Regions from separate parts of the Homo sapiens genome. Here region 1 is linked to region 2. A link is an interaction called in ENCODE POLR2A ChIA-PET data of the cell type or tissue named here. Cell type or tissue: PC-3. All regions are shown on one strand.

The links. Peaks named below come from ENCODE experiments on the same cell type or tissue, not always from the same donor. Only the 100,000 strongest peaks of a DNase experiment are listed, where the experiment ranks them.
Region 1: POLR2A ChIA-PET joins it to region 2 with 12 read pairs; 3 of 35 experiments call an interaction of 5 or more read pairs at or near these places.

The regions. Positions count from the first base shown.
Region 1 is chr9:6,427,507-6,430,006 of GRCh38, reverse strand. The region is part of intron 2 of UHRF2 (ubiquitin like with PHD and ring finger domains 2); the gene reads right to left. Among named protein-coding and RNA genes, the nearest start is that of UHRF2, 16 kb to the right of the region's middle. RefSeq lists an enhancer at 682-801. In PC-3, no CTCF peak of the experiment used is centred here; no DNase peak of the experiment used is centred here.
Region 2 is chr9:6,079,122-6,081,621 of GRCh38, reverse strand. No RefSeq gene overlaps it. Among named protein-coding and RNA genes, the nearest start is that of RANBP6, 65 kb to the right of the region's middle. In PC-3, no CTCF peak of the experiment used is centred here; a DNase peak (open chromatin) is centred at 1,111; H3K4me3 peaks cover 1,117 bases; H3K27ac peaks cover 810 bases.

The DNA of each region.
Region 1 (2,500 bases), 350 kb before region 2:
AAAAAGTTTCCCCTGTCCAAATATCTAATATTTTTAAAACCTGAAGTATGGGAGGCAAGGGGCAATCATTAAAAAAAGAAAATACCAACAGCAAATATTTGATGGTTTTACTATATGCTAGGTACCATTTGTTTTGCAGAAAACACTCCAGCTCTGCAGGTAAACCTAGGTTCAAGTTCTTCATCTATCACCCACTAAGTGTAACCATGAACAAGTTACTTAATTTGTCCCAGCATCTTGCAGTGTATTTGAAATAAAGTGAGAAAATTCATGTAACGTGCCAACCCAGCAAGCATATAGTACACACAAATGAAACAACTGTCTCCTTACTAAGTATATACGTTCAATGTTAAGACTCATTAAAACTCAGAGTATAGCCCGGGTGCAGTGGCTCATGCCTGTAATTCCAGCACTTCGGGAGGCCGAGGCAGGTGGAGCACCTGAGGTCAGGAGTTCGAGACCAGTCTGGCCAACATGGCTAAAACCCCCATCTCTACTAAAAAACACAAAAACTAGCCAGGCGTGGATCCCGCCACTATACTCCAGCCTGCATGACAGTGCAAGACTCTGTCTAAAAGAAACAGAAACAAAAAAACCACAAAACCTCAGAGTACAGTCTTATTACCATACTGCTGGTAAACATTAGCTGTTTACCATTACATACTTTACCTCCTTTAATTATAATACAAAATAATTCCCATTTTCTAATGAGGTCCAGACATGAAATACATTTGCTCAAGAGATACACAGGTAAAAAATGTGGGAGTTAAGCTGAGAATACAGGTTCTCCAACTCTGAAAATTGTTCTCTCATTGTACCATCTTCCTTTTTTTTTTTTTCCTGAGACAGAGTCTTGCTCTGTTGCCCAGGCTGGAGTGCAGTGGTGCGATGTTGGCTCACTGCGACCTCTGCCTCCCAGGTACAAGCAATTCTCCTGCTTCAGCCTCCTGAGTAGCTGGGATTACAGGTATCCACCACCATAGTGTCTAACCTTTTATATTTTTAGCAGAGATGGGGTTTCACCATGTTGGCCAGGCTGGTCTCGAATTCCTGACCTCAAGTGATCCACTTGTCCTCCACCTCCCAAAGTGCTGGGATTACAGGCATGAGCCACCACACTCGGCCCCATCTTTCTTTAATCACAAATTTTAAAATGCAGGGCTGGGTGTGATGGCTCACACTGTAATCCCAGCACTTTGGGAGGAAGTGGCAGGAGGACTGTTTGAACCCAGGAGTTCAAGACCAGCCTGGACAACATAGTGAAACTCTGTCTCTACGAAAAATTGAAAATTAGCTGGGTATGGTGGCACAGACCTGTAGTCCCGGTTACTCAGGAAGCTGAGGCAGCAGGATCGCTTAAGCCCAGAAGGTTGGGGCTGCAGTAAGCTATGATCATGCCACTGCACTCCAGCCAAGTGACAGAATGAGATCGTTCAAAAAAAAAAAAAAAAAAAAAAAAAAAAAAAAAAAAAAGCAAAAGCAATATGGTTCCATTTACATAAAGTTCAGAAACCAGAAAATTAGGGATTAGGGTTGCATAAATAAGTTAAAGATTATTAATAGGTTGTTAAAGGTTAATATTAATAAGAAAGTTAGTAAAGAACAAAGAAATGATTACCATAGAAGTCTGGGTAGCAGTTACAACTAGGGAAGAGGGAGTTATAATCAGGAGGAGGCACCTGGTAAGTTCCTGGGAGTATTGTTATTCTATTTCATAACTTGGATGGTGTTTATAGACAGTGATCGTGCTCTTTGTATTGTCTAATACATTTCATAATCAAAAAGGTTAAACATCAAGAACTGTACTGTGGACAAAAGAAATAAGAAGTTATCAATGATAATTCTCCTCTTTCCAGTACTTTCTATTATACAATGAGCATAAGAAAACATGTAAGAAGTTTAACAGTGCCACATGCTCAGCTAAACTGTAAAGGCTTACCATCATCATTCTAAACAGTCATTATTTAGTCCAGGATGACAGCCACTTGAAAGTACGATCTTTCTGGCATCATAAAAAGCTTCCATACACAAAAACCAAAATTAAAACGAACTTAGGTTCGAATGTCCATCTTGCTTCAGAAAATTAGTTCCCAATCTAGACCCAGTGTGATTCAATTTATGTTAAATGCACATATAATGTGAATGGATGGACCCAGCCTCTGTACAATCTTTCATAGGCTCTCCATATGTAGTAGTGGTATCTAGTTTCTTGCAATAACATATGAAAATATCTGAAACTGGTTAAATATTGCTCAGTTATCAAACAGAGCAAAATAATGATATTGAGCAATAAATAACTTCAGATTAAAATTTCTTTTTTTTGAGATGGGGTCTTGCTCTGTCACCCAGGCAGGAGTGCAGTGGCGCGGTCTAAGCTCACTGAAACCTCCACCTCCTGGGTTCAAGTGATTCTCCCGTCTCAGCCTCCCAAGTAGCTGGGATTAGTCGTACGCCACCACAGCCAGCTAATTTTTTTATTTTCAGTAGAGACGGAGTTTCA
Region 2 (2,500 bases):
TTGGAGCCATCTGTTGGAAGGCAGAAAACATGAGTTTTGTCTTTTGTTTTTGTTTTTGTTTTCCTCATCTCTTCTCACATATACTTTTTGAGCCTCCCTGAGCAGTTCACTCAGAGGCTGGTCCTCCCAACTTTCTATCTTTCGTAATTTTCTTGAAATGTTTGGCCAACTTTTAGTAACAAAGTGAGGTTTTAACATTCCTCGTCCAAGGGGGTTTTCCAAATCAAGGCCTGCATATTGTCTCATTTGCTCCCTCAATCTGTTTAAGAATCTAGCAGGTCCCTCATCTTTTTCCTGTTGAATATCAAATGCTTTAGAAAGATTTTGAGTTCGGGGTACTGATTCTCGAATTCCTTTTATTATCATCTTCCTTAGGTCCTTCACGTTTTCCCAGTGATTTGCATTGTTATTGTCCCACTGGGGGTCTCGGGTGGGAAATTTATGGTCTGCAGGAGGAACATTTTGACCAGAAGGGTGCTCACATTCCCAAACCACCATAGCAGCCCTCCGAATCGTACTTCGTTCTTCCCCTGAAAAGAGGACACCCAAAATGGACATCAACTCAGCCCAGTGTATATCTGAGGCCCTAGAAATTGATCAATTTGATCTGCTACTCCATAAGGGTCATCCAATAATGGCTTAAGCTCCTTTTTTAAATTCTGGACTTCTGAACTGGTCAAGGGAGAGTTTACAAAGCCAATAGCCACCCCCTGTCCTTGTGGTACCACCCTTAGAGGAAAGAAAGTTGGATCTGGCTCTTTAGGTGTGGAGGGAAATGGAAAGTTTCGAATATCTTTTTTACATTGCTCTATTTCACATTGAAGCCCCTTTAAAGAGGGATACTTAATAGTTTTGTTGAGGAGGGGGGCAGGCTCACAAGATGGTAATTCTGCAAAGTGAGGATTATAGGCAGGAGGAGCAATATGAGTATATGAGTATAGAAACCACAGGTCGGGGAGGGATCTGCAGCAGCAGCTGGGGGAATGGAACACGGGCAAGTGACACAGGTGAGGGAGTGGCCTGAAACAGCTGGGCAGTAACCCGAAACCGCAGCCAGAGGGACGGAATCGGGAACAACTGGAAGAGTGACACAAGCAGGGGAGGGACCTGAAATGGAAACGGGAGCTGGAGGGGCGGGACTGGGGGGCAACCAGAAGAATGATGCAAACAGGGGAGGGACCTGAAACGGAAATGGGAACCAGAGGGGCGGGATCGGGGCGGCCAGAAGAGTGACGCAAGCAGGGGAGGGACCTGAAACGGGAACCGGAGGGGCGGGATTGGGGGCAGCTGGAAGAGTGACACAAGCAGGGGAGGGACCTGAAACAGGAACTGGAGGAGTGGGATGGGGGCACTGAATGGAGGAAGGTGATCTAGAGGGTCCCACGTGTTAGTGGGTGTGGGTTGTCTAGACATGGGAACTCTTTCCCTGCCAGAGGGGTTGGCTTCTGGCTTTCTCCCTCCGGAGTCTAAAGGGTAAAGGAGGATAGGTCCCTGCCACCAATAGAGGGTGTAATCAATTTCTTCCTGGGAAACAGGGCTCTTATCATTAACATGCTCAATTAAGAGCTGACAAATCCGCTCCTCATTTGACCCAAATTTTGGCCAGAAAAGTGAGGGTTTCAGGATGGGTTCTCGAGCCCAAATAAAACAAAAATATTTTATCATCTGCTGTTTTCGTTTATACTTGGTCCTCTCATTATCTTTCCAATACTTTAGCATAAGCCCCAAGGGGCTATCAGAAGGAATTTCATTGCTCTCTTGACTCTTTAGTTTTCCTGTCTTACATGAAACATTCCCCATCTTAGGGGTTATGGGGGGCTCTAACCTCTCCTGTTAGAGGTGTCTACCCCCCTCTTTCTAGAGGCTCAATGAGGCTTTAAGAGGGGGTTCAACCTGTTGTGTTGGAGGTGTCTTACCTCCCCCTTTCTGGAGGCTTAGCCTCTCCCGTTAAGGGTTTCCTGCATATCCTATAGCTCACCCCTCTGGAGGCTCCTTGTACCCTTCTTTCTCTTTGTCTACTGTGACTCTTCCTGCCCCTAGTCGATAGATGGCAACACGAAACCGCAGAGAAGACTCACTCACTCCACACAACCATAATGCTTAGCCCCATTCACACACTGTCAAACTCCAAATTATCCTGACCACCAAGGAAATACTTTGTCACCTTTGTGAAGTCTCCTACCTTTTTCCATGCACAAGAATTACCTGGTCCTCTTATTGCCACGGTCTTGCAAGCCTCTCCTCCCTGCTTTGCTGAGAACCCAGATTTATTCATCACAATGGGTGGGCCCTGACCCCCCTCACCCTCTGGCCACCATAACAAGACAGTGGGACCCCTGGGTGAGGTGACCAAAGACCCCCTTCCCAAAGGAGAGTATTTGAGCCCCAGAATTTGGGCACCAGAATTGTTGAGAATAATGCCCAAAATCCTAAGGAAATTGAACACTCAAACAAAGGATTCTTAACCAAGCAATTTTACTTTTGCGCAGAGGGGTGCTTC